Linked DNA regions of Mus musculus: all the other regions are linked to region 3. A link is a loop called in an ENCODE intact Hi-C map of the cell type or tissue named here. Cell type or tissue: heart. All regions are shown on one strand.

Evidence for each region. Peaks named below come from ENCODE experiments on the same cell type or tissue, not always from the same donor. Only the 100,000 strongest peaks of a DNase experiment are listed, where the experiment ranks them.
Region 1: a loop joins it to region 3, with 4 times the contacts of the local background. A loop is called at or near these places in 7 of 42 quality-filtered maps.
Region 2: it touches region 3 in a loop (5-fold over the local background); 22 of 42 quality-filtered maps call a loop at or near these places.
Region 4: it touches region 3 in a loop (2.9-fold over the local background); 9 of 42 quality-filtered maps call a loop at or near these places.
Region 5: it touches region 3 in a loop (2.9-fold over the local background); 5 of 42 quality-filtered maps call a loop at or near these places.
Region 6: it touches region 3 in a loop (2.3-fold over the local background); 5 of 42 quality-filtered maps call a loop at or near these places.
Region 7: a loop joins it to region 3, with 2.4 times the contacts of the local background. A loop is called at or near these places in 5 of 42 quality-filtered maps.

What each region holds. Positions count from the first base shown.
Region 1 is chr19:5,963,176-5,967,175 of GRCm38, reverse strand. Pola2 (polymerase (DNA directed), alpha 2) reads left to right here and starts at 2,970. Exons shown (of 18, transcript NM_008893.3): 1 at 2,970-3,350. The coding sequence starts at 3,272. In heart, a CTCF peak has its summit at 1,743 (motif pointing left); DNase peaks (open chromatin) are centred at 1,725 and 2,945; H3K4me3 peaks cover 2,064 bases; H3K27ac peaks cover 2,679 bases.
Region 2 is chr19:6,259,584-6,263,583 of GRCm38, reverse strand. Atg2a (autophagy related 2A) reads right to left here. Exons shown (of 40, transcript NM_194348.3): 38 at 3,441-3,595; 39 at 2,060-2,212; 40 at 1,280-1,983. The coding sequence ends at 1,747. Among named protein-coding and RNA genes, the nearest start is that of Mir194-2, 3.1 kb to the left of the region's middle. In heart, CTCF peaks have their summits at 2,426 (motif pointing right) and 2,935 (motif pointing right); DNase peaks (open chromatin) are centred at 449, 1,263, 2,113 and 3,052.
Region 3 is chr19:6,329,908-6,333,907 of GRCm38, reverse strand. No RefSeq gene overlaps it. Among named protein-coding and RNA genes, the nearest start is that of Men1, 3.1 kb to the left of the region's middle. In heart, a CTCF peak has its summit at 2,060 (motif pointing right); DNase peaks (open chromatin) are centred at 1,827 and 2,115; H3K4me3 peaks cover 632 bases; H3K27ac peaks cover 624 bases; H3K27me3 peaks cover 222 bases.
Region 4 is chr19:6,075,689-6,079,688 of GRCm38, reverse strand. It overlaps Vps51 (VPS51 GARP complex subunit), which reads left to right and starts at 2,502. Exons shown (of 10, transcript NM_001081041.1): 1 at 2,502-2,738; 2 at 3,197-3,326. The coding sequence starts at 2,511. It also overlaps a transcript of Tmem262 not described here. In heart, no CTCF peak of the experiment used is centred here; DNase peaks (open chromatin) are centred at 2,468 and 2,708; H3K4me3 peaks cover 2,209 bases; H3K27ac peaks cover 1,308 bases.
Region 5 is chr19:6,124,875-6,128,874 of GRCm38, reverse strand. It overlaps Snx15 (sorting nexin 15), which reads left to right and starts at 615. Exons shown (of 8, transcript NM_026912.2): 1 at 615-826. The coding sequence starts at 728. In heart, a CTCF peak has its summit at 2,371 (motif pointing right); DNase peaks (open chromatin) are centred at 624 and 814; H3K4me3 peaks cover 1,238 bases; H3K27ac peaks cover 1,297 bases.
Region 6 is chr19:6,065,045-6,069,044 of GRCm38, reverse strand. It overlaps Tm7sf2 (transmembrane 7 superfamily member 2), which reads left to right and starts at 1,195. Exons shown (of 10, transcript NM_028454.2): 1 at 1,195-1,376; 2 at 1,726-1,922; 3 at 2,023-2,077; 4 at 2,352-2,546; 5 at 2,631-2,734. The coding sequence starts at 1,325. Vps51 (VPS51 GARP complex subunit) reads left to right here. Exons shown (of 10, transcript NM_001081041.1): 8 at 1-19; 9 at 103-190; 10 at 670-1,203. The coding sequence ends at 930. In heart, CTCF peaks have their summits at 1,094 and 1,891 (motif pointing right); DNase peaks (open chromatin) are centred at 1,134 and 1,964; H3K4me3 peaks cover 2,420 bases; H3K27ac peaks cover 2,226 bases.
Region 7 is chr19:6,087,629-6,091,628 of GRCm38, reverse strand. It overlaps Cdca5 (cell division cycle associated 5), which reads right to left. Exons shown (of 6, transcript NM_026410.3): 5 at 1,105-1,578; 6 at 1-981. The coding sequence ends at 901. Among named protein-coding and RNA genes, the nearest start is that of Cdca5, 4.5 kb to the right of the region's middle. In heart, a CTCF peak has its summit at 2,157; no DNase peak of the experiment used is centred here.

The DNA.
Region 1 (4,000 bases), 370 kb after region 3:
TCCACTGCCTAGGAGATCCTAAGCCAGTTCCCCTGACCCTAAGCTTCCTCCATAGATTTGCATCTTTTGAGAGCCTGCCAGGAGCCAGGCACCAGGTCAGAGCAGGGAGTGTTCTGATGGGAATATACCAGTCCAAACGTGAGCTGCGTGCAATCCCAACAGGGATGAGGGTGAAGAAGAGGCCCCGGAGGCCGTGCAGGATGACACAGCAAAATGCTACAGAGATGAGATAGGAAGAGTCAGCTTCAGGAGTGAGGAACATTCCAGGAGAGTACTGGGAGGGGCACTCGGCGCCATGGGACACATCCAGGCTTGAAAGGAGGAATGTGAGAGGAGCCCACTAGAAGGGGTTGGAGCTGACAGGGTCACAGTGGCTTCAACAGGGCCTGAGCACGCAAAGGCTGGGGATGTGGCTCAGCAGTAGAGTGCACACCCAGGGAGGAAAGATGACTGGGAGACACCCAACTGAGCACAGGCTTGGTGACCTCGGTTGCTGTCCCACTCCTTCAGAGTTACCATCACTCCCTACCTCTGGCCACAGGCCACAGTGCCTCGTAGGCAGCTCCATAAACTGTGGCTTTCCTTCCTCCCTCCCTCCCTCCCTCCCTCCCTCTCTGCTTCCCTTCATTCTTTTCTTCCTTTGTCTTATTTTGGTTTCTGCCTGGCCTCTAAGGGTTACCTTAAGAAACACTACTGCCAGGCAGTGGTGGCGCACACCTTTAATTCCAGCTCTTGGGAGCCAGAGGCAGGTGGATTTCTGAGTTTGAAACCAGCCTGGTCTACAGAGTGAGTTCCAGGACAGCCAGAGCTACACAGAGAAACCCTGTCTTGAAAAAAACCAAAAGAAGAAAAAAGAAAGAAAGAGAGAAAGACTACTTTGGCTGGATGGGATGTGTGTGGTGTTGCTCAACTTTAATCTCAGCAACAACAATACTTTGGGGCGGGGGCTACAGAGATGTTTGACATTTAAGAGACTTACTGCTTTTGCAAAGGATCTGGGTTCAATTTCTAGAACCCACATGGTGGCTAACAATTTAATCTCTAAGTCCAGTTCCAGGAAATCTGATGCCCTCTTCTGGCCTCCTCAGCATCAGACATACCTGAAGTCAAAACATTCATACGCACAAAATAATAAAATAGTCAAAAGATTACTTTGGGGGCTGGAGAGGTGGCTCAGTGGTTAAGAGCACTGACTATTCTTCCAAAGGTCCAGAGTTCAAATCCCAGCAACCACATGGTGGCTCACAACCATCTTGTAATGAGATCTGACAGCATTTTCTGGGTGTCTGAAGAAAGCTACAGTGCACTTAGACATAATAATAAAGAAATCTAGAAAGAAAGAAAGAAAGAAAGAAAGAAAGAAAGAAAGAAAGATGGCTTTGCTTTATTTATGCATTCATTTGAGGCAGGGTCTCCTGTAGCAGGCTGGCCTTGAACTTCTGATGTAGCTAAGGGTAACTTCTGGTCCTTCATTCCCAAGTACTGGGATTACAAATGTGCCAATGGCCATCAGATTCTGAGGGTCACACCCAAGGTTTAGATACGCCAGGCAAGCACTCTGCCAGGTGTGCTACACCCCTAATCTCTAGAAATGGGTGATAATTGGTTCAAGGTTTGTGAGGCTGTATTTAAATCTTACCTCTCTTTATCAGAAAGGCCATAAGCCTCAGATGTTAATGATGTGTGGCAGCACTGAGGGACTAAATCGTAGTGTTGTGTGACCTTGCTGCCACCTGGTGGCTAAATTCCTGCAGCCCAGCCCAGTGCTTCCTGCTACTAGTGTGAAAACCCAGTAAAGTTTTGTTTTGTTTTGTTTTTCTGTTGGACAGACTTAAAATGTGGGCCTAGTCGGCTGCAGTCTCGTGTTAATATCTCACCTCAGCCTCCCAAATATTGAGATTGAAGCTTTGAGCCACGATGTTCACTGAGAAAGTTGAAGTTCAATCAGCCTTTAAACACACAGACACACTTTGTTTTTGTTTTGAGACAGGGTTTCTCAGTGTGGCCCTGCTGTTCTGGGTGCCATTCTGTAGACCAGGCTGGCCTTAAACTCAGTAATCTTCCTGCTTCTGCTTCCTTAGTGCTGGGGCTAGCGGCATGGTTTTAAATGGGTGTTTGTGAGTACCTGAGTGTATGTATGTGCACCATGTGATTGTAGGAGCCTGTGGAGGTCAGGAGGTCTCAGGTCCCCTGAAACTGGAGTTAGAGGCAGCTGTGAGCCACCACACTAGTGCTGGAACCAAACCCAAGTCCTTTGTGAGATCAGTAAGCGTAACTGCTAAACCATCTCTGCAGTCCTGTTTGGTGTTTCTTGCTTGCTTGTTAGGGTCTCTCTGTATAGCCTTGGCTGGAACTTGCAGAGACCTGCCTCAGCCTCCAAGTGCTGAGATTACAGGTGTGTGCTACCAGGCCTAGCTTCAAACCGTTTTTTCTTAAAGGCTCTGCCAGTCTTCCATTCCATTCTTAGGGTGTCACAGATCAATTGACCTAAGCCAAATCAATGGAGATTTTGGTTCGAAAATTTGGTAAATACATCAAGAAGAGAATGCACTCCTTGTTTTACTCTCTAACCACTCCCCCTTCAGTGACCTGCCCTCCCGCTATCCCCGTGACTGACAATCATAACAGCTATAATAACCACATTCCCTACGAAAGCGTTAGATCAGGACGAACCAAGGCAGAGCAGGATGGAGATGCTGAGGTGGGGGAGGAAGGAGCTAACGTGCCCTTCCAGGGCCGTGCTGGACACACGTGTCAGTCACTGCAAGATACAGACAAACAGCGCCTCCTGGCCAAGGGTAAAAAAAAAGGGACAAACAAGCATCGCAGAGCTTAGCAGAACAGGCGACTCCTGAAACAGCCACAGTACGGGGTCTCGATTCTCAATTTCCGCGCGGAGTGACGCGCAGAGGCGCGTTCTGCGCAGCTGCAGTGGGAGGACCGGCGCGTGCGCGGGGAGGGCGGGGCCCGAGCAGAACCTCGCGCAAGCGCGCGCTAGGCAAAGCGTTTGGCGGGTTTTTCCTGTGCTGTGCTCCTCACGGAGAAGCTAAGGTGTAGTCCTCGGAAGCAAGTTTTCTCTCTGGATCGAGACCTCTCGAGGGCTTTTGAAGTATTTCTCTGTGACCTGGTGGCTGGGGTCGTTTGAGGGCTTAGGCCAGGTGGTCTCGTGACACGTCCCTGTCACCTTCCGGTAAAGCGAAAGGATAAGCGTCTGCAGGGTAGAGCTGAGGTCGGGGCCCGGCGGCAGGCGCCCGGCCACTCCCGGGTCACCATGGCCGTGTCCACCCAGCAGCTGGCGGAGGAACTACAGATCTTCGGCCTGGACTACGAGGACTCCCTGTTGGAGAAACGTGAGTCCCGAACCGAGAGGATCGCTTCCAAGTTCTATATGCTTGTGTGGTACCTATTGGGTCCCGACTAAACAACAGGTGACATTACCAATAGGAGACATTGGAACCGTTTGCATCTCATACCTAGTCATCTCTTGCTCAATGACTTTTCTCATTAGAGGTTTTTTTGTTTGTTTGGTTTTTAAAGACAGAGTCTTTCTGGGTAACCCCAGAACTCATTATGTAGATTACTGTGCTGGCCTTGAACTCACGGAGATCGCCTGCCTCTGCTTCCCGAGTGCTGGGGTTAACGATGTACACCACCATGCCCTGCTCATCAGAGTTTTTAGTGATCTGTGCAAATAGGAATTCCTCTAGGTGGATCCTAGTCCTTTATTTTAGCTTTGGAAGAAACTTCAAGGTGCTTATTGGCTCCCTCTCTTTATAGATGGAGGGACATGGGCAAGGAGACTTAGTTGCCTGATTGTGTGCCGACCCCTGACTTTTGCTCTGGAGTACAGTGCCTCATCCTATTGCTCCACAGAGACCAGTGGTAAAGATTTAAATCACACATCTCTCCTGGAAGATGTGTGCATCAGTGTCAGAATAGCAGTGTGTGTACCCCTTGAAATTCTTACTGTAGGAAATAAAACCGTAGTATAAGTGGGCTT
Region 2 (4,000 bases), 70 kb after region 3:
CAAGGGAGATGCCAGACTAGATGGTTTCCGGTTTCCCCACAGCCCAGTAGCCCCCTCAAGGCCCAGCCTCCTGTTCCATGAGGCCCTGGACATCTAGAAGACAGACATGGCTGCTTAAGAATTCTGTCTCCATAGAGCAGGGAAGCACCAGCCACTTTACCCAAAGGTGGAAACAGAGCCACAGGACAGAACTTGCTCAGAAGGGCTGATGGCTTGGCAGGAAGGCTTGGAGTCGGGAGCCTTCAGCAGCCTTCTGGAGGACAGCCTGGGAGCTCTTACCTTGCACCTAGCTGGCCTTCGGGGCACAAGGAGGAAGTGGGGCCACCCTGGGCCAAGCCTTTTGAGCCGTTGGCCCAGCCCTGGTTGCGTTAATGATTAGCCCACTGCCATCAATACTGACCCTAAGAGGGGTCCGAAGGGCAGCAGACCTGGACTGTGCCCCAGCTGGCAGGGCGGGTCCAGGAAGTACCAGACTGGGTCTTCAGCTACCCAGTGCCACCAGACCCTGGCCACCCATGGGCTTCATTGGCTTGACCTCATGCCTAGTCTGTTGGCCCTAGCTAGCCAGACAGCCAAACTAGGGGATGGGGCACAAGGAAGTCCTCTCATGCTTAATACTCAGGTCTATGATGGGGGCCAAAGGAGGAGCGACCACAGCTAACTTCAGGGGGAACCAGGGATGCCCAACAAGTGATCCTTCCCACAGGCCCACCCACTTCCTGGCAGTGCTACCGAGGGTGGCTCCCCGTGAACAATGAACGTGGGATGGTCAGCAGGCATCTTCTGGACAACACAGCTTTGTCCCAGCATAAGAAAGCCACTCTCTCAAAATGGTGGGAATAGGCCTCAACCTCCCCGAGTGGGACACCCTGGACACTGCCACGGCTGGCAGACTAACAGATGTTGCCTTAGGTCACAGAGATTCCCAGGACAGGCCTGGAGCCCTGCTTCGCTCCAGCCTCAAGAATAAGGCTGGAGCCTGGGGTCTGACAGGAATAGAACCAAGGAATGGGGTTTGATGCGGACTCTCAGGGACTCTTCCTCTGGGGCTGCCAGGCAACTTCCCCCAGCTTCACTTGGAAGTAGTGCCAAGATGACAGGCACCAGGATGGTAAGTAGGTTGAACCCAAAGCCTGTTTGCATCAGAAGGCTGAGGGTGAAGTGTGGCGCCTCCTGGTGGCAGGAGGTGTGTACTGCGTGCAGAAGTGGGAACTGGCAGATCAAGGCTTAGACAGAGTGGGGCAGACTGGGGTCTCACAGGTACAGAGGACCTGGACGTGGCCTGGGCTGGCGGTGGGCAAGTTTATTCCACTTCATGCAGACACTGACCCACACGCTCAGAGATCTTAAAAATACACCGACCCACATGGCATCTATCCCCCACCTCCCCGTGAGACACGGAGAGACACTTGGCTGAGTGGGGTCCATGGGTCCAAAAGCCTCCATCCTCATTCTGGAACAAGGCAGCAGTGTGGGCCCAGGTAGCAGGGAGAAGCAATGTCCTTTCTCCCCAGATGAAAGTGCACAGACAGGGCAGAGGCCCCAAAGCCGGGAGGCCCCACTCTCTCGGCCAGTTGGCAACAAGCAGGCTGGGCAGGTATCCTTCACAGTGGCCATCCTTTGAAGGACCTGGTGGCCTAGCTGTGGGTCACAGCAATCAGGAAAACAGGGAGCTGGTGGCACCACTGTGGCTGGCTGGACACGGTGAGCATGTTGGGACAGTGGGTGGATCTTGGGTGCCTGCAGTCAGTCCTGGGCCTCCTCCAATCGCCACTTGAGAGCATGGTCCTTGTGCGCATCTGGAAGGATCTGGTTACGCATGCCCCCTAGCACGTTGGATGTTGCCTCTGTTGCTACGATTATTGGTTTTACCACGGTTGGGGGGAGCTGTCGGATCACACCCCCCACGGCACCTGTCAGTCCCTTCTGCTCATGGCCCCTGGATGCCACATCACAGATGGTTTGAGCTGTATCCAGGATACCCTGTGGAGGTCAGAGGTCAGTGAGAATGAGGGGTGGGCATGGGGGCACCTGCAAGTGGGTCTAGGGTGGTCCTCACCTCTCGAACAGCATCATAAGCCTTAGCCATGCCTTCCCGGAGGTCAGCAGGTTGTTGACCTCTGCGTAGCTTCCGCGAAGAGCGCTTGTCTTGTAGGGATCGGGAGACAGGAGAAGCCGGGGACAGGATGTCATACACTGTCTCAGCTGTAGCCTGAAGGACACCAGGGTTGGATGATGGCAGGGTGGCCTTCCCTTGCAGGCCACCCTGGGGACCAGACCTTCCAGCATGACTATTCCTGTCCCAGCCAGTCTTTGCCTCACCCCCCCACTCCCCTCCCATCACCTACCGAAGAGAACTTCCTACATTTTTGTTAAATATTCATTTATTTTAATTTGTGTGTGATTCCAAGTGATGCAGTACCCCTGGAGGCCAGAAGAGGGCACTGGATCCTTTGGCGCTGGAGTTACAGCCACCCATAAAGCGCTAGAAACTGAGCCCCAAGCCTCTGCGAGAGCAGCTTCAGCCTTAACTGCTGGGCCACCTCTCCACCTCTTCAAAGGACCTCCTTAACTGAAGGAGACATTTATACACCCTTCCAGGGCTGGTAAGATGGCTCCCAAGGTCAAGGCATTTGCTGTGAGGTGACCTGAAATCAATCCCCAACCCTAGAGACTCACATGGTAGAGAGGACTGAGTCCCAAAAATTGTCTGACCTCAAATACAAGCCATGGCACACACACAAAGAATAAATAAGAAAGAAGAAGGAGGGAGAGGAGGAGAAGGAAGAGGAGGAGAAAGAGGAAGAAGAAGAGGAAGAAGAGAAAAGTCTTTTGGGCTGGGTGAGGTGGTCATGGTTGAAGGCACTGGAAAACTTTCCTGTGGGCCTCCCACCTAGGCTGGGCATGCTGACACCTGCCGGAGCTGTCTAGTTCCCCACTAGAGGGCACCCCTGTACAGTTATCAGAACAATAGAGCCTTCTGCCCACCACCCCTCTGGCCTGTGCCCCCTCCCACTGCAGACCCCTGGAACTCTGCCCTCCCCTCTGAGGGCTGAGCTCAAAGCTCTCTTGATGCAGTGTTTCCACATACCCGCAGACACACCCAGTCCTACCCCAGGACTCAATCACTCCCCTGAAGACCAGGGCTTTGGTAGGGGGTGGTCTCTGGGGCTCAGTGAAACACAGAACCTGGAAGAACTAACTGGGATGGGTCTCTGCGTCTGCTCCCTGGACACGCATCACTTCCAGGCAGCTGGAGCATGTGACATGGTCGGTTCTGACGGCCCAGATGCACTTTGGCTCCACCATGGGAGCCTCCATGGCATGTGGCTTTAACTGTGCCCAGCCTTTTCAAGTTTCGGCTTTCAGGGGGACTGTGCAGACAGAGTCGGGAGCCCAGGGACAAGGGTATCTATTTCCTGTTCCGGCCCTGCACTCACCTGGATGGCCTGGACCAGCCTGTTGCTCAGTTCCAGAGCAGCAGAGGCTGTGGATGACCCAAAGGAGGCAGCCCCACGCTGCAGCCCCCGAATGAGGCGCCCATCTTTCCTGTACTGCTCGATGGGTAGCCACAGCAGGTCCCGGAACCCTTGGACTAGAAGACAGGATTATCAGAGAGGCCAAGCCTGCCCTGGCTTTTCTTCTCTGCCCAACGACCCTTTCCCAATCCAATTTCTTTTCCTTCCTTCCTTCCCTCCCTTCCTTCTTTCCTTCCTTCTTTCCTTCCTTCCTTCCTTCCTTCCTTCCTTCCTTCCTTCCTTCCTTCCTTCCTTCCTTCCTTCCTTCCTATTCTTGAGACAGGGTTTCTCTGTGTAGCTCTGGCTGTCCTGGAACTCACTTTGTAGACCATGCTGGCCTCGATCTCAGAAATCCGCCTGCCTCTGCCTCCCAAGTACTGGGGTTAAAGGCCTGTGCCACCACTGCCTGGTGCCAGTCCAGTTTCTCTTCCCTTAATTTTTTTGTTAAAACAGAATCTTGCTAAGTAGCTTTCCCCGGGCCC
Region 3 (4,000 bases):
GTTGTACCAGTAGGAGGACCTGAGTTCAAATACCCAGAATTCACTTATACGTTTGGAATCCTAGCATTATAGGGCATGGATGGGGAATGGGGTCAGTGTGGGGGTTAAAGGGAGGAGGGTCTTGGGACTTCCTGCCTAACGACCTAGCTGCAGGTTCAGAGAGAGAGCCTGTGTAAAGGGAAGAAGACAGAGAGAGTCATAAAGAAGGATATGTGATCTTTCTGTTTTCCACATCTGAGCAGCTCCTTACACAGGTGTAAAGACACCACACACATATACAAGCAGAACCTCTTCCTTTCTTTCTTTCTTCCTTTCTTCCTTCCTTTCTTTCTTTCTTTCTTTCTTTCTTTCTTTCTTTCTTTTTTGGTTGTTTGTTTGTCTGTTTTGTTTTTTGTTTTTAGAGACAGGGTTTTTCTGTGTAGCCATGGATGTCTTGGAATTCACTCTGTAGACCAGGCTGGCCTCAAACTCAGAGAGATCTGATTGTCTCTGCCTGAGTGCTGGGGTTAAAGGTGTGAGCCATCACCATCCAGCTACATCTACCCATGCATTTTAAAGTTTCTTTGATTTTTAAGTTTCTTTGTTCTGTAAAGCTAAGAAATTGCTGTCATATTGGAACATGGAGTTTGGATTAACCTAAATTTGTATTCCTGGACCATGGTTACTCAAATTTGGCTTTAGAATAAACTATATATTATTCTTTTGAAGAGGGGCTGGTCATGGTGATGCATACCTTTAATCCTAGTACTCTGCAAACAAGTTCCAGGCCAGCCACGGCTACATAGTGAGATCCTGTCTCAGAAAACAAACACAAAAATTGGGGCTGGAGAAAGGGCTCAGCTGTTAAGAGCACTGACTGCTCTTCCAGAGGTTCCGGTGGTGGCTCACAACTGTCTGTAAATCAGATATCACAGAATCCAATGTCCTCTTTTAGCTTCCATGATACATGTGGAACACAGGCATACATGCAGGCAAAACACCCGTACACATAAACTTCAATAAAAAAAATTACTAAAAAAAAAAAATTGCTAGGCATGGTGGCACATGCCTTGGGAGGCAGAGGCAGGCAGATTTCTGAGTTTGAGGCCAGCCTGGTCTACAGAATGAGTTCCAGGACAGCCAGGGCTATACAGAGAAACCCTATCTTGAAAAACCAAAAAACAAAAAAACAAAACAAAAAACCCAAAACAAGACAAAACAAAAACAGACTTAAAAATTAAAATACTAATTATTTTTTATTTATGTATAATTTTTTATTCCTTAAAGATTTATTTGTTTTATGTAAATACACTGTTGCTGTCACACCAGAGAGGGGCATCAGATTAAGATGGTCGTGAGCCACCAGTGGTTGCTGGGAATTGAACTCAGAACCTCTGGAAGAGCAGCCAGTGCTCTTAACCTGTGAGCCATCTTTCCAGCCCCCTAATTTATTATAAAAGAGCTTGAATGTATGAATCCAGGGAGGTCTCTAGTCTATCCTAACATGGTACGTAGGTAATCAAGGCTCACAGTGCTTACAACCTATTTCCAAATGATGTACCAGCCCACCATTTCACTTCTGTCCCAGACTTAAAGCTGAATACTTGTATAAAGACAATGAGTTTCTTTAGCTCACAACGGCAGTTCTGGCGTGGGTCCCTTTGAATTTGTCACCTTATGACAGTGTGATAGGAGAGCTGACAATGAAGCAACAAGCAAGGGGCACAGAAGCCAGGGCTATCTCTCAAGCCTCTTCGTTTGCCTTTGAGACAAGGGTTCATCAGTCCTGTAGGAGGAGTCCTATGACCTGGCCTCAGACTTGCTGTGCAGCGGAGGATGACCTTGACCTCCTGATCCTCCAGTCTCCAACTACAGAGCGGCAACCACAGAATGCGCCACGACAGCCAGCCCTAGAATAGCTCCACAGTACTGCAGAAGATCATTTAGCGGGCCTGTTTGTCAGATTCAGCAAACCAGTCACATCTGAGTCCTGGAAAGAACATGGGATGGGCACCGAAACTGACTTTCCCAAAATACGTTGGTCTTTTGTGGTCAGAATCTGTATGCTCTTCTACAGCTGTTACACTAGGTGGCGCTCTGAACTCAGGTTTGCATTGATTCTGCTCTGAACTTCAAGCCTTTTAAAATCGGTGTTTTGTGGGCAGGGTGTTGGAAACTTTGGGCAATTGTAGCTGCTCTTGAGTGGCCCATATTCTTGAAAGTTACTTCATGCAGCTTTTATCCGTCGTATCGCCTAGGTGGTCAGCCAGGATGGCGCTGAATATCACCTCTCAGACACCGGCTGTCAGAAGTGAATGAGCACAAACTTTTCACTTTCTTTCTTTTTCTTTTCCCTGAGACAGGGTTTCCTCTGTGTAGTCCTGGAAGTCACTCTATAGACCTGGACTCAGAAATCCACCTGCCTCTGCCTCCCTAGTACTGAGATTAAAGTTGTGCACCACTGCCCAACCGACTTCCCACTTTCTAAAGGAAGTCCTGTCGGTTAGAAGCAGCTGTCGATGCTATGCTTGGCGTGCAGCAGCTGAAGGTTGTAAGTTTGAATCAGTCGTGGGAATGACTAACAGGTTTTCTATGAAGCAAGATGTCTTAAGCCATGGCACAGTGTGCCTGTTGTTAAGGGTTATTGCTGTTATAGACCAAGGGAAACTGGAGAGAGGAACTACAATGCAGATGCCAATCTAAGTGTTCCCAAACTGATACTGTTAAAAAGGAGGCCCAGAGAGAAGGGTATTTCTGGACCAACAGATACTATGCCTTGGTGGTTAGACCTCAAAAGAGCTGGCAGAATCCACAAGGTTTTCAACTCCTCTGAAGATGGCATCCCCAAAATGTTGTCAGGAGCAGGTAGGAAGCCCCCATGACTTGGTTCCACATTGTTCTGCAGAGACGGTGCACGAAGACAAGGAGCATGGCACAGAGCAGCCTCGGTCTCTGGCCAGGCCTGGAGGCTGAGCTCATGGAGAGGACTCCTAAGACTTAGTCCAGTTAAAACAAAGCCTTTAGCCGGGCATGGTGGCACACGCCTTTAATTCTGCACTTGGGAGGCAGAGGCAGGCAGATTTCTGAGTTCGAGGCCAGCCTGCTCTACAGAGTGAGTTCCAGGACAGCCAGGGCTACACAGAGAAACTCTGTCTCAAAAACAAAACAAAACCAAAAACAAAACAAACAAAAAACAAAAACAACTAAGCCTTCAAGGGTAGCAAAGAAAGCCAGGCAGGAGTGGGGTGCACACCTTTAATCCCAGGGCTTCAGAGACAGAGTCAGGAGAATCTCAGAGTCCCCAGCAAATCTGGTCTACAGAGTTCCAGGATGGCCAGGGCTACACAGAAAACCATGTCTCAAAACACCTCTCTGCAAAGAAGAGTAATAAATAAATGGTCAGCCTGGAAGAGAGAGAACGGGGCTATACTCCTTTATCTTCCCAAGCTGGACTCCTAGGAGCCTTTTATCTGTCTAGATCCTCCCTCCTTGGGGTGGACACCCTAACAACTCGGTCCTGTGAAATAATAATTCAGAGTCACACAGAATTATCCTAGTCTCTTGTGTGGGCGGCAGCAGCCCCCCCTCCCCCAGTGATGACGAAACATATTGCTAGGGGGTTCCATGTCATTGTCTCCTCCTCTTGCTCCTTTCTTCTTTTAAAATTTTAATTTATTCACTTTATATGCCAATCTCTGCTTCCCCTTCTCAGTTCTCCCCTTCACACAGTCTGCCTCTCCCCTCTTCTCCTTTGGGAGGTTAGAGCCCCCTATTCGGGTATCCTCCCCCCCCCCCCCCCCCGCCTCCGGCACATCAAGTCTCTGTAGAGCTAGGAGCATCCTCTCCACTGAGGCCAGACAAGGCAGCCCAGTTAGGGGAACATACTCCACAGACAGGCAACTGCTTTAAGTATAGCCACCACTGCCGCCGCCACCTTCTTCTCCATCTTCCTCCTCTTCCTTCTTCTAACACTTATTTATGAAAGGCATTCATGCCACAGAGGACACATGCCAAGGTCAGA
Region 4 (4,000 bases), 250 kb after region 3:
GCTCTAATTGAAGCACTAGACTTAACACAACATGTTACCACAAACTTCAATGAGCAGAGTCTGGAAATTAATCTAAATTTTCCTTTTCTTTAGATAGTATTCTGGGATGACTACAGAGTAATTCCCCCAATGCCAGCGCCTTCCCCCTCTCAGTTCTGGCCACCAGATTTCCTAGGAAACCAGAAACAGCAGAAACTTGTTTTCCCTCCAGTCAGGTCGCCAGCCTTGTCTAAGCTCTGTGGTGTTAGTGGTGCTTGTCGCCGGGGTTCTGTGCACGTCCTTTCTGTCTCTCTGCAGTGCTAGTTGGTATACTCCCAAGGCCCAAGTATCTTTATAGCATGAAAGATAAATAGGGTTTTCAAGATCACATTTAACTAGTACTAATTAACCTAGGGTTGGTTTTGTTTGAGATAAGGTCTCATTAGGCAGCCCTGGAACTCATTTTTGTAGACAAGGCTGGCCTCGAACTCACAGAGATTTACCTGCCTGGATCAAAGGATTGTGCCACTATGCCCAGCCTCATTTATTTTAGTGTGGGTGAAGTGAAGAGTGTGTGCATTGCCACAATGCATATATGATGGTCAGAGGACAACTTTCAGGAATCCACTCTTGACTGCTAAGCCGTCTCTCCAGCCCTTTTGTTTATTCAGCTTTTGGGAGAGTTTTTACATAGCCCAGGCTGCTTCAAACTTACAAGGATGACCGTGACCTTCTCCTGATCACTTGCCTGGCCCACAATGTTCTAGGCAGGTGCACATCAGTACACCTGGGTTTTATTTTCATTTTGATTTTTTTTCCTGTATGGATGAGTATTTTGCCTGCATGCACATGTATTCCTGCTCCCCATGGAGACCAAAAAGATACTGGATCCCCCCCCCCCCCAGGGTGTTACAGACAGTTGTGAGCTTGGGGATTGAACCTGGGTCATCAGGAAGAGCAGCAAGTGAAACCATCTCTCCAGCTCAAATTCACTTTCTTAAAGCTTCGTGGGCTGAGATCCTCAGATGTACAGTTTCTAAATAGCCCCCTGGATAAGAAGGCAAGAAAATGTTTTGGTCCAAGACAAGTGAATACATGATCCCTTTAGTCTGTGACAAGAGCAACCATGCATGTCAGGCTGAGAAGCAGGCTGTGGACATGGTAGCACAGACTTTTAGTCCCAGCACTCAGGAAGCAGAGGTGGCTGGATCTCTGAGTTTGAGGCCAGCCTGGTCTACAATAATGAGTTTCAGGTCAGCCAAAGTTAGAGTGAGATGATGCCTCAAAGAGGAAGAAAGAGAGAGAAAAGAAAGGAAGGGTTTGAGCTGGCACAGGGTGAACTGCTCTTGCACTTTGGTTTCCAGCATCATGACGGGTAGCTCACACATGAGCTGTAACTACAGCTCTGAGTTATCCCCTGGTCTCTGCACACATAAATACACATATAATACTGGGGGCCGGACAGATGGCGATTTAATACCATTCAGAACTGTTTTTAGCTAGGCAGTGGAGCTGGTGACAGTGTTATCACATGCCTTTAGTCTCAACACTTGGGAGGCAGACAGGTTCTACACTAGGACCAGTTCCAGGACAGTCAGGGCTAAGCAGAGAAACCGTCTTGAAAAAAATAAAAATAAAAAGTATACCATTTAGATTTTTTTTTAACTCCTAATTTTCAGATAAAAACAGTGTTTGGTCTGCTGAAACTCCTGGCAGCCCAGCACCCTATCAGCCCATCCTCGGTAACGTTTACAGTACATCATTAGTAAAGTCTCATTTTCTTCTATTTAACTCCACATATAATCTGACCTCATCCCCTCTTAAGAGCTTCGTCTTTTTTTTTTTTTTTTTTTTTTTTTTTTTTGAGACAGGGTTTCTCTGTGTAGCCCTGGCTGTCCTGGAACTCATGGAACTCACTCTGTAGACCAGGCTGGCTGGCCTCGAACTCAGAAATTCACCTGCCTCTGCCTCCCAAGTGCTGGGATTAAAGGTGTGCGCCACTACGCCCTGCTGAGAGCTTCGTTTTATGCCTACATCTTTAAAACTTCCGAATTATCCTCAATCCCAACTGCTCACGTATCACATTTCACTAACTTCTTAAGATTAACATCTTAAATTCTCTAAGTAGAATAAAGTTTCTCATATTGAATGACTCCTTGGAGACAGAACCTTGGGAAACACTGCGTTAAAGCCATATTGCAGGCTACTAAATGGACGTTTGAACCTTGCAGACCCCCCCTGTGACGCATATTCGATCTTCTGCAAGTCTCTTTCCTGTGCGGATGCAGGATTGGGACGCCACGATTCACCCAAGTAGCACAGCAAAATCACAGAAACTCAACGATCCAGAAGTTCAGTGAAACCTCTGTGCTCCAGAAGGACAAGCGCAAGACGGAACTTTAGTCTCACATATCCTACAGCTGCAGAGGAACGTTTCACCTGAAGGACCGCCTGGTTGTAGCAAGTTTCTGGTCCCCGGAAGTGCATCTGTTCCCTCCCCTGCCTCACCCCTTTGAGTTGAGGTTGGAGCTATGGCGGCTGCGGCAGCTGTGGGGCCTGGCCTAGGGTCCGGGCCTGGAGACTCCCCAGAAGGTCCCGAGGCGGACGCTCCGGAGCGTCGGCGGAAGGCTCACGGGATGCTGAAGCTTTACTACGGCCTCTCGGAGGGGGAGGTGGCGGGGCATCCCGCAGGGCCTGACCCTCTGGACCCAACCGATCTCAATGGGGCGCACTTCGACCCGGAAGTTTATCTTGACAAGGTGTGTGTGTGAAATGGGGCGGGTCCAGACCCCAAATATCTTGGACCCTAGATCTTACTCCCGATTTGGTTGCTGTGGTGACGGCAGCGGGGTTTATAAGAGGACAGCCCTTACTAGGCAATAGAGGCAGATCTGGAGGCCAAGGGAGCCTGGGCCTGACTTGAGGTCACACTGGGTCTGAGGTCTCGGTGCTGGCTCGTGGTAGTGGGTGTGACCATGCTCTTGACAGGCGCTAGGCAGGGCCTAGGTTGACTTTAAACTAAGCCAGAAGACCATGAACGCTGACAAATCCCAAATTGGGTCTAACCTGTGAAGTGTGCTACTTAAAGTGTGCCACTTATGGAATTCCTGATAAGGGTGGGATTGGAGTTGTCTTGCACTGAAATCCAACTAACGTAAAGCAGGGTAGCAGGACGTGAGTGAGCACTAACGCTGACTGTTCCTACCTGCTTCTCTAGCTGCGTAGAGAATGTCCTCTGGCCCAGCTGATGGACAGTGAGACGGACATGGTACGGCAGATCCGGGCTCTAGACAGCGACATGCAGACCCTGGTCTATGAGAACTACAACAAGTTCATCTCAGCTACAGGTGACCCCACTGGGACACACTCCTCAGTCTTACACCACCCCCACCAGGTCCTCACCCCGTGTTAAGAAAAACAGGGATTAAAGGAAAGAGACCCAGATTACAATTGGGTCCCAACCTTAATCCACTGCTGCTGAAGTGATGACTCCTGTGGGGGTGGGGTTTGTCCAAAGGACCAGCGCTGGGAAGGAAGAATGAAATGCAGTGAGTTTCTCTGCAGCACTTAGGAAGCACCAGCGTTTCAGTAAGCTTTAGCTTTGTTTGTTTATTTATATTGTGCACATGCATATGTGTGGGACACAACATTTGTGTGGGGGTCAGAAGACAACTTTCAGGAGTCTGTATTCTCCTTCCACCATGAGGGTGCCAGGGATTGAAGTCAGGTTATCAGGCTTGGTGACAAACACATTTGCCTGCTACTAAGCCATCTCAAAGTCAATTAAAATTTTTGTTAAAAATGTTATTAGTGGTAACTTTTGTTTCTGGTCAGTCTGCCTTCAGAGCAGATTTGCCACTCTCTCCCCCTCTGTCTGTATCCTCATTCCTTAAGATTTACTAATAGTTTTTGGGTCCAGGAGTCACCCCACAAACCACATGAACACCAATCTCAGTCACATAGGCACGGTTATTGAGTGCACACCCCAAGACTAATTGATTAGGGCAACAGCTCACAGATT
Region 5 (4,000 bases), 210 kb after region 3:
CAACTACATAGAGAGTCTGAGGCCAAACTGGGCTACATGAGATCATCTCAACGTCCAACCTCCCCAAATTTGAAGCAGTTAAGGGGAATTCAAATACGTGTAAGTGTTGTGATTTCAGAGCCTCTGTCACTATCCAGTTTTTTCAGCATCAGAAAATGTCAGTGTGTGTCGTTCCCCCCACCCCCCAATCCGCACAGGGAGGCAGGGAACTTGGCTCTGCTAGGCACATTTTGAACACAATAAAAGTTGCATGGGTTAGACCCTATGCCAAGCACCTGAAGTTCCAGATACTCAGGAGGCTTAGGTAGGAGAATATTTTAAGCCCAGAAGTTGGTCAACACAGCAGAGATCTTAGCTTAAAATAATTCATAAATAAGAGGCTGGATGAGTGTAAAGAAGATAAATAAAGAAACGTTTCGGAGGTCTGTAAGGAGGGTTTACGTTAGGGGGAAGTGGGTTCAATCACATGCCAGGATGCCAGCTGGTAAATCCTCTCCCAAACAACCAATCCTTAGTCTCTACCTAGAACTCCGCTTTACCAATGACCTAGAACTTGTCAGACACTCCCTTAGCCACGCCCCCAAGCCAAGAACGGTTGTGTCACTTGCGACTAGGTCCCTGGGCCTGAAGAAGGGCGCAGGCCGGATCCTGGCAGTGGCAGTAGGCTCAACACGCGGGGAGCGGGGGCGACGTGCAGGAGGAGGAGCCGGCGACCGGCTCCGCTGTCATGTCGCGCCAAGCGAAGGATGACTTCCTGCGACACTACACAGTCTCGGACCCTAGGACCCACCCCAAGGGTTACACAGAGTACAAAGTAACCGCTCAGGTGAGGTGGGACCCAGCGGGGGAGCATTACCCTTTTAAGCAGCTCCGGATCCGTGCTGTACCTTAAAGGCAAAGAGCTTCAAGGAGGTCGCGGTTTGGCCTACACAAATAGATTTCCCCTTTAAGAGGCGCCTGAGACAGAAGATTTAAGGCGCCTCACCTCCTGGGGCGGGGCTAAGGGTCATTTTTTAAAGTCTGTGGAGCTTGGCTCTGCGCTTGGCCCGGTACCCCCTCTCTGTTGTTGGTGATGTCTAGATGCGGTCTACGAATTTCTCAAAGCAAGAAAACTCCGGATTAACCTAAATATTCCTTCTCTAATCGCTTAGAGTAACTTTTGGTAATTTTCCCTGCTTGATCCGTAAAAGCCCCACCACCACCTTTTTATTTATCTATCTTTTCTTTTTTTGAGACAGCCCTGGCTTTTGCGAACTCACGATGTAAACTAGACTGGCCCGGAAGTCACCGAGACCCTCCTGCATCTGCCTCCCAAGTGCTATGATTAAAGGCGTGCACCACCAGGACCAACTATAAAAAAAGCTCTTTAAAAGTTTAAATGTATGTGTGTGTGTATATACACATATACACATATAATTTTATTATACTATTTATATATTATATATATATAATTTGTGTGGTTTTAAAAACTCACGCAAAAAAAAAAAAAGACTGGTCTTAACAGATAAGGAAGTCAATAAGCTGAAATTGGTGTTTGTAACAATAAAACTTAGAATGAGCTCGTAGAAACATCAGCATGAAAGAATGCTTTTAGAATTTTACCCAAGGTAACTATGGAGGTCTCCAATGGGAGAAACCGGGTTGCTGCGGAAAGACTGACTATATATTTTCTTGTACTTAAATTTTTTTCAACTTGGCAACTGTTTGATTAGTGGCTTGTCGACTGTTAAAAGGAAGCAAACACATACAAGTCGCTCCCAAAGCAATCTAAGTCAGAGTCTTAGATACGTCAAGAGTGTTCCGGGGGTTTACTTTTTCATGCCAAAAAATACAAATATAATAATTGTCTCTAGGAAGATGCCGGAGGGTAGAAAGGATGACAAGGCATTCAGAACCCTTATGTCTTCCTGTTAGCCTTTTAGATCTAGTCACATGCCTTACACATGCATAGAGTTGTTTTTTTTTTCCAGTGCTAGGGTTGAACTCATGGCCTCCCACATTTTAGAGAACTCTCTCTCTCTCTCTCATTCTCATTCTCTCTCTCTCTCATTCTCTCTCTCTCTCTCTCCATGTCTCTCTCTTGCCACAGCACCCTACAAGATGATCCTTTTTTTATTTTATAGATTTATTTACTTAATTTTTTTCTTTATTTATTTCGAGGCATGTTTTTTCCCTGTAGCCCTGGTTGTCCTGGGACTTGTGTTGTAGACCAGGCTCAAACAGAGATCCATTTGCCTCTGCCTCCCCAGTGCAGCATCCCTAGGGATTAAAAATGTGTACTACCCCTCCTGGCTTATTTACTTAAAGATTTAAAACGTAGTTGTTTTTTTAAAAAACAAAAACATCTGTGCACTCTCCATGCAATACCAAAGGAGGCCAGAAGAGGGTGGTAGATCCCTATTGATTGGAATTACAAGCGCTTGTGTGCCCTCACGTTGGTGCTGGGAATAGAACTTCTGTCCTCTAGAAAGCAGCCAGTGCTCTTAACCTGAGCCATCGATCCAGCTCCAGATTTATTTAATTTTATATGTATGAATATTTTGCCTGTATGTATGTTTATGTACCAAATACAAGCCTGGTGAGATCAAAGGTCAAAAGAGGTCTTGAATCTCCTGGAATTGGACTTAGAAATTATTTCTATCTGCCATCTCAGTGCTGGGAACCAAACCCAGGTCCTTGGCTACAGCAGCGAGTGCTTTTACCTGCTGAATCATCTCTCCTTGTTTCTGGCTGATGTACGTGTCTGTGTGAATGTGTAGCACAACTGCGTGTGGATGCCTGTTGAGGTCAGAGGAAGGTGCATCAGATCTGATCCCCTGGAGCCAGAATTACAAACGATTATGAGCCACATAATGTGGGTACTGTTCTGGGCACTGAATGTAGTGCTTGGAAGATCAGGTCATGCTCTTAACTACCGAGCCACCCCTCCTGTCCCCATCCTTAGATTTTAAATGGGCATCTTAATCATGTCTGGTTTGCTGAGATCTAGAAAAAAAAAATGGAAAGGATGTTTTGAAAACTGTTGATTCTAAACTGTACAACCTTACTGTAAAACTCCCATAAGCATAATAGCAAAAACTAAGTGTTACTTCTGTCTCGGGCCAATTCTGTTCTTCCAGAGTGCCCAACCCCACTGCTAACTCTGTCTTCATGGGTATGAGACATTGTAGCTCCTCTCTTTTTTTTTTTAAAGATTTATTTATTTATTATATGTAAGTACACTGTAGCTGTCTTCAGACACTCCAGAAGAGGGCATCAGATCTTGCTACGGATGGTTGTGAGCCACCATGTGGTTGCTGGGATTTGAACTCCGGACCTTTCACCAGCCCGTAGCTCCTCTCTTAAGAAGAACTGGATCCTGGGACAGACTCTCATTTTTTTTAAATGATTTATTTATTTTTACTTTATTTTCTGTGCATCGGTGTTTGACACAGCCAGTGCTCTTAACTGCCAAGCCATCTCTCCAGGAACCATCTCTCCAGCCCCTAGACTCTCATTTCCTGAGAAGCATAGTTTTGTTTTGTTTTGTTTTGTTTTCCTTTCTGAATACCAGGACGTGGCCCTAGGGAGGAACTGGGATAGAAGTTGAGTGCCAAGCCTAGGGGTGAGTGTCTTTACCCCACTTAAGAAGCAGAAGCAGCCACATCTCTGTGACTTTGAAGCCAACCTAACCGTCAAAGCAGGTTCTAGGCAGTTCTAGGCCTGCCAGGGCTACAGAGGGGAGCCTTGTCACTGCTTAAAAAAAAAAAAAAAAAAAGGAAAAAAAACCCGCCAATTAAAAAAAAATAATAAAGTTGGGAGATGATGGAGAGATGACTCAGCAGCTAAGAACACTGCTGCTCTTCCAGAGGCTCTGAATTCAGTTCCCAACTAACACATGGTGGTGCAGCTCACAAAACATCTGCTGGCATGTAGGTATACATGCAGATAGCACTGCTAATTTTAAAAAAAATACAAGTAAAAAAGTTAAAAGGTAGCCGGGCAGTGGTGGTGCACGCCT
Region 6 (4,000 bases), 260 kb after region 3:
CACCCAGCTACACACCCAGGTCAGGCTGCTAGGAGCCTCCCTGAGAGACAGAAGAGGGAGGCTGGGCAGAGTGGCCTCTCACTCTTTCTTTCCCCCTTCCAGTGCTCCCATGGACACAAACCTCCTGAGCAATATTCAGAAGCTGTTCTCTGAACGGATCGATGTGTTCAGCCCCGTGGAATTCAACAAGGTCTGAAGTACCTTCTCCTCTACATCCCAGGGGAAGGGTGGCTCCCACACTAACCCAGAGAGCCCTAGGACCACATCTGAGCAGAATTAAAGATCACTTTACGTAATCTCTGTCTCTAGGTCCAGAGCAAAACCACCTTGTCCACACTTTACTCTCCAAACTAGTCTTTAGTCATCGGGGGTTCCCACTCATATCTTGATCTCTGCCCCTCCGAAGCCCAAGCTCAGCAATATCTTTCCTCCATTTTACTTTGTAGTCAGTGGTGACTGCTGCCCATCGTATTCATGAGGCCCCATCTCTGATCTGACCACCGGGGTTTACCTGCCCTCGCCTTTATGGTGGCAACATTGCATTGTTCCCTTCTTAGCTGAGCCCTAGAAATTTCTGTCTTTATCTCCCTTGCCTCTGCTCAGAATTTGGATGTATCCTCCTCCCCAAAAGACGGCAATCCTGAGCTGCATCCCTGTGTCCACCTGCAGGTGTCGGTGCTGACTGGCATCATTAAGATCAGCTTGAAGACACTACTGGAGTGTGTGCGCCTACGCACCTTTGGGCGCTTTGGGCTGCAGCAGGTGCAGGTGGACTGCCACTTCCTGCAGCTTTACTTGTGGCGCTTTGTGGCTGATGAGGAGCTAGTGCACCTGCTGCTGGACGAAGTAGTAGCCTCAGCTGCTCTGCGCTGTCCCGACCCAGTGCCCATGGAACCTAGTGTTGTCGAGGTCATCTGCGAGCGCGGCTAGAATCTGCCAACGAGTCGCGTAGTAGCCCTATCGCCCTGTCCTCCCTGTGCCCTGTTCTCATCCTAGAGGCCCTTCCCCGCTGGCGGGTTCATGGATCCTTCTAATAAACTTATGTGTCCTCCTCCTTCCTCTTGCCTGCAGGGGCGGGACCCGCCCGGGTTGGGTTTCAGTGCCGAAGCTTCTGAGGCGCCAGCATGGGGCCCGCCTCCCAGCGCTGATTGGCTACTGTGCTGGGCCCAGGGTGGGCAGAGGGCGCGTCCATTTAAAGATCAATGAACAAGAGCAGCAGCTTTTCCACCTCCGTGTCTGATGCAGAGCCATAACCCGGCATGGGGCGGTTTGTGTTTCCTTGATCGACTTTTGTGAACCATTGTTCCCCGGCAAAGCAGAGATCATGACTTCTCGTGAGGCCTCCCAGGCCCCACTGGAATTCGGGGGGCCGTTGGGTAAATGGGAAGGTTTGGGGTGGAGGCTGACCTGATGCCACTTAACGGGAGCAGGATAGGATACGAGCTCTATAGAAGGCTCGGAGCAGAAGGATCCGGTGCGCGGGTGTCGGGGTGTCTGCAGAAGAGGAGGGAGTGCTGACAGCAGCACAGCGGGGAGTTTGTGTAATGAAAGACAGTTGGGAGAGCAGGATGGTCTTTGGGAATGCCAGAGGGCAGAGGAACAAGATGAAAATTAAGATAGGAGTATGGCGCTGGGAAACTGCTAAGCAGGCAGGTGACTCAAGGCGCCCGAGGACTTGAGAGAGCTCTTGGGAGCAGTCACGCTACACAGTGGCCCTCTTTCCAGGCGTCGCGGCTTTACTGATCCTGCTGCCTGCCACCATGTTCCACCTGCTCCTGGCGGCTCGCTCGGGCCCGGCGCGCCTCCTGGCCCTACCGGCCTATCTGCCTGGGCTGGAGGAGCTGTGGAGCCCATGGGCTCTGCTGCTATTGTTCATCTGGCTCGGCCTGCAGGTGGCGCTCTATTTGCTGCCTGCACGCAAGGTGTGTGATCTGTTTTAACACACCAGGGAGGAGGGTGCAGGGAGGGCTGGAGCCTGGGAAGTCATCCCCAGCTCTTATAAAACCTGCCCTGTACCCGCAGGTGGCCGAAGGCCTGGAACTGAAGGACAAGAGTCGCCTGCGCTACCCTATTAATGGTGACTGGGGTTCCCCCCCCTCCCTGAATCGCAGTTAACATGGGTTGGGGTGGGTTCCAAGGGTGGTGGGAGGTTTATGGACCAGCTCTGATGACATGTTTGTGCCCTTATGGGAACCTCGCCGTGCATCTACCTCTTTTGCTACTACTCAGCTCCAGGCCAATGGCCAATGTTCTCCCAGAACTGCGTGTGTGTGTGTGTGTGTGTGTGTGTGTGTGTGTTGGCTTTGGAAGTATGCAAGCCACCCCAGGGCTCACTCTGTGCTGTGGTTCAGGCTTCCAGGCTCTGGTGCTAACAGCCCTGTTGATGGGGCTGGGGGTGTCAGTGGGGCTGCCCCTGGGGGCACTCCCTGGAATGCTCCTGCCCTTGGCCTTTGCGACCACTCTCACCAGCTTTATCTTCAGCCTCCTCCTCTATGCGAAGGCTTTGGTAGCTCCTGCCTCAGCCCTGGCTCCTGGGGGAAACTCAGGTGAGAAGGGTCCCAGTGAGGTAGGGATGAGGTAGGTGGGATGCATGCATACCTGGTGTGCCTTCACCTTCTGTTGTTCCCCAGGAAATTCCATGTATGACTTCTTTCTTGGACGGGAGCTGAACCCTCGCCTCGGTTCCTTTGACTTCAAATATTTCTGTGAGCTGAGACCTGGCCTCATTGGCTGGGTATGCTGACATGCTGGACTTAATTCTGCTGGACTTGGGCCAGGAGAAGAGCAGAGTGGGCTAGCATTGCTGGGTGGGCAGCAATCATTCATTCATTCATTTGCCAATATGTTGCTGTGTTATGAACCTATGGTTTTGCTTTAATAGAACAAGAGGGTTTTTAATATAAAATCTTGAGAGAGAGAGAGAGAGAGCGCGCGCATTTGGCTTATGTACATAAAGCCCTAGATTCCAACCCTAGCACCACAAAACTAAATCTATACCACAGTGATGACAGGCTGTATGGGGGAGCAAAGCAGGCAGCGAGCTGGGAAAGCAGGTGCAGCTTCGGATGTAGCGGCCAAATATAAAATCAACTTCAAAGACAGCTAAGGAGAAGCTTGAAGGACCAGGCAACTGCCTCCAGGGATTGTCAGATTTAACACCTTGTTTGTCATTGGTGGCCTTGACAACAGGCCAGCTGTTCTTGTGTTAAGATCACATGTACATGGGGTACATGGGTGGTGGCCAAGAGCTCCAAAGGGGCTCAGGCAAGGTCCTGCCTTCACTGTAGAGGCAGGAGTGCCCATGTCCACTGAATCTGAGTTTGGATTTGGTTTAGTTTTGAAACAGGTCTCACTCGGATAGTCCAGACTAGTCTCAAAATCAAGGTTCCTTCTACTTCCCTCAGCTAATCAAGTAACTAGGATTACAGTTACTACAATCCCACCAGGCCTAGTCCCAACATTAATCGGAGACTGGCCTGTCAACATATATGCCAGAATATAAGGTTATTTTCTCACTCATAAAACAGGATTGAATGAAATTTTCTTCTACAATTTCCTGTGAGGGCTGGGTGTAGTAGGGCATGCCTTTGATCCCAGCACTCCAGAGGCAATAGCAGGCAGATCTCTGTGAGTTCAAGGCCAGCCTGGTCTATATGGTTCCAAATCAACCAAAGCTACTTAGTGAAACTCTCTCTCTCTCTCTCTCTCTCTCTCTCTCTCACTCTCTCTCTCAAGAAAATACCACATCAGTATTACTGAAGAAACTACACTATTCAGGCCACTGGAGCTACTAGAAAGAGAGTCTAAAGCCAGGCAGTGGTGGTGCACACCCTTAATCCAGCACTTTGGCAGAGACAGGTGGATCTCTGAGTTCGAAGCTAGCCTGGTCTACAGAAAAAGTTTCAGGACAGCGAGGGATACACAAAGAAACCCTGACTTATTTATATTTTTTAAAGATGTATTTGATTTATATGAGTACACTGTAGCTGTTTCCAGACAC
Region 7 (4,000 bases), 240 kb after region 3:
ACTAAGCCACCCTGGTGGAGCAGGAGCTTACCTGAGCTCTCATTCCCCACAGCTTCTGCTCTCGTGAACTGTAAAGGTTGGAAGGCCAATGGCCTTTAAACCACAGCTTTTACCATGATTGAGAGGTGGCAGGCAGGAAGGAACCTTAGAAGCCATGATACATCCACTTTTGTTCCCAGCAACCCCCAGGAATGGTTGGTCTCACATGAGAGCAATAGTTTTAAGCTCACAGCAAAAGCTGTCTAGTAGGTGAGAGATGAGGTGACATGGTGTCTAGGGCTGAGGCCACACAGCTTGTATTCAAAGAAACAGATGTGGGCGAGGAAAGAGGTCAAAGCAGAGACTATAAAGCTTACACTGGTGCATCCGAGGCCCACGCTATCAAGTGTACCCACTTTGCTGTAAGCAGCAGCACCCCGTTCACCAATGTCAACAGCAGAGCACAGACACGGACCAGTTCCTACATAAGTCACTGTGTTAAAAACCAATTATGCTTCCTCCCGTTCATATCCTGGACTCCAGAGACTCAATGTAAAAATCCTCCCTCAAGCATTTAACTGTCTCCCTGGTCTTTGAGATCTCTCAACTCTACAGAACCAAAGCAGAACACAAAACCTCTCTGCTGGTTGGTGGCTGAATGCAACAGCAGAGACAGCCCATGGCTAACCCTGTTTCTGACAGTTCCGGTTCAGAGCAGTGGATTCTCATCCCCAACGCTGTAGAGGTAGACAGTCCAGGGCAAGGAGACACAATATAACAAGAGGCCAGCAATACCTTTCTGGGTAACAAGGCTAGTGAAAGGGACCCCACATATCCTGCTCTACTCAAAAGGCAATATGTACAGGAAGAGGGGAGAGCCAGCCAGGTCACCCCACTTAATGACGGGCATCCCAGTTCATCTCATTCAATCAGAAGCTCAAACTGCTCGGCAGCTTCAAATTCAGCATTCATGGCCACAGCCCACTTATCCAGCTCTGATTTCTGGTGGAAAGAAATGAGGGCACATGAGTGGGAGGGAAGAGCAGCCATGTTGGCCAGAGCACTAGACCCACACCTCAGACATTGCCTTCCCACCAAGAGTCAGAGAAGTCTGGCCCCACTCACCAGGATTTCAGGAACCTTCTTCTTTCGTTTCTCTTTCACAACTGGGGGAGAGATTCCAGGGAGCGTTCTAGCCGGAACCAAGTCCTTCGTACTATCTGGAACCAAGTCCTTCGTTCTAGCCGGAACCAAGTCCTTTGCAGGTACCTTTGGGGTCTCGATTAACTTTGAACACACGACAGGTGAGACTCCAGGCAAGTCGTCAGGTCCCTCAAAGCCAAAGAAGGATCGGCGGCCAGGGGTGGAGGTTGAGGCACAACCAAGGCTCTGTAGCCGACTGTACGACCGCCTGACTTTCTGAGACATTTCCAGGTCTCTGCTGTCCAGCTCTGCTTCTCCAGAGTCAGGCTCAACATTCTGAGTGTACAGCACGGGGGTGCTGGAGGGAGTACCAGGGACACTACAAGTCTTGAAGAGGTCTTCTTTCGTGGGTACCTTGAGCGGAGGGTTGTTCTCTTTTTCCAAAATAAAAGAGATCTGTATCAGGACAGGAGAGAAGTCTCGTGAGCGAGGGGTTCAGGATGGAAAGACTGCCTACAGGACACACGGAGTTTCTACTGTTGCTTTGTACTTCATGTTGTAGGGCTGGAGTGCAGGACCTTGTCCAAGTTCAGCAAACACTGTGCTGTGAGTGCAGCTCCATCCCCAGGCCATGATAGATTTTAAGCAACAAGCGCAGCCATTGAACACAGGCCCACAATGCACGAGCCCTGCATCCCATGCCCACTGTCAGGAAGAGAGAGAGGAGTTACACTTGTGATGATTATATCTGCTGCTGCTACCACCAGATGTGTCTGGTATATAGCTACCACCTGTTAGCTGATGTAAAATCTCAGCAGGTCTAAACTGGCTTGATAGCCTCCTAATTACTTTGCCTGTATCCAGGCTCACCCTTTATGGGCCATCTGCTATGTAACTGCTAGAGATTTTTCAAAACTGTTCATTTGGCCAAGTATCTATTGGTGACCTGTCCTATACCAGGGACTGTTTTGGGTACTGCAAATACATCAAGGGAAACAAAAAGCCACCTAGTGGCACTTCAGTGCTCCCTCCCGTTGTAGCGACAAGAACATAATGAGGGGACTGAAGACGTGGCTCAGCAGTTAAGAGCACTGACTGCTCTTCCAGAGGTCCAGAGTTCAAATCCCAGCAACCACATGGTGGCTCACAACCATCTGATGCCCTCTTCTGGTGTGTCTGAAGACAGCTAACTCACATAAATAAATCTTTAAAAAGAAATTATTTTTTTTTAAAAAGGAACACAGCAAGGAGCACTGGGGTCAGAGGGCAGAATCCGCTGGGTGGTGGCAGTGGTGGCGCACACCTTTATCCCTGTACGTGGGGGGCAGAGGCAGAAGGCTCGGAGTTGCTGGCTGTAGAACAAAACTTGGGGCAGGTTGGGATTGTAGTCTCACTGAGGAGGAGACACGAGCTGTGGTGTGAAGGCGTGGAGCTGAGCTGTGTGGACATCTAGAGTAACTGCGTTCTGGGTTGGGCGGGGCGGAGCGGGGGGTGAGCCAATACAAAAGCCTTGAAGACAGGTGTTTCAGTCAGGGTCAAGGAACAAAATGGGCCAGAGTGGCTGAGGTCAGGAAGTGATGATCCAGAGACTGCAGGCGAAGCTAGAACAGAGCTACCGCCCTGTGTATTACAGTCCACCACACTACCACCTCCATGTACACGGCCATCAGAAGGGCTTTGACCCACGGCCAGTGGAGCCATGGCACAGCTGTCAAGAGCAAAAGCTTAACCTGACATATGCACTTGAGGCTAAGGTACTGGTTCTTCACACCCCACTCAGGTCACACAGCTCCTCCCCAGGGAGGCTCTCCATACCTGAGATCCAGCCCAGCCCAGCGCAGCCCAGCCCCTCTGCAACCCTACCATCCCAACGCTGTCTTTTACCTAGGACCACACTCTAGCTGTCTGCAGTTGGTCTGTTACGTCATTCACCCATCCAGACAGGTGAGCTGAGGGTCAGGACACCGCCTGATCACTGTCAAAGCCCACACGTCCAGCAGAGCCCTGCACACTGCAGGCTCAGAGTGGACGTGAAACATGGCAACTACTTTTCAAGAGCTGAAGACCTAGTAAACTCGTCAAAGGACAAACTCAGGGAGGGGCACTGTGCTCTAATACAAGGAAGTCATCAGAGATTTCCTGGCCATAAGCTCTGGAGAATTTTGTTCTGCAGCCCTGGCTGGCCTGCAACTCAGAGATCCTTCTGCCTCTGCCCCCCAAGTGCAGGAATAAAGGTGTGCACCACCACTGCCACCACCCAGCTGATTCTGTCTTCTGACCCCGAGTGTTCCTCACTGTGTTCTTTTTTTTGTTGTTGTTGTTTTGTTGTTGTTGTTTTTTCGAGACAGGGTTTCTCTGTATAGCCCTGGCTGTCCCGGAGCTCACTTTGTAGACCAGGCTGGCCTTGAACTCAGAAATCCGCCTGCCTCTGCCTCCCGAGTGCTGGGATTTTAGGCGTGCGCCACCACACCGGGGCCACCACCATCTTAGTTGGGCCTTCACCATCTTAACTCTCCTCATTGGTCCTAGGACTCCAATGACGTCATTCACAGAGAAACCTTTCTACAATACTTCGGCTTTATTATGTCAGTACTTTGGTTAAAAGCTGGTTGGGAAGCTAGGTGGGGTAGTGCATGCCTTTAACCCTAGCACTAGGGTGGGGGTTGAATCTCGGTGAGTTTGAGGCCTGCCTGGTCTTCAAAGCAAGTTCTAGGACTTGAAAACCCACCTCCACCATCACAAGATGGCTGGGATTATCTCAACAGCAGGGTACCTGCTTAGTACTGCCCTGGGATAGATCTCCAGCACCACACACATCAGAATAACAAATCAAACTGGCAATTTGCCTCACGTCTGCAATTCCCAGGACACTGAGAAA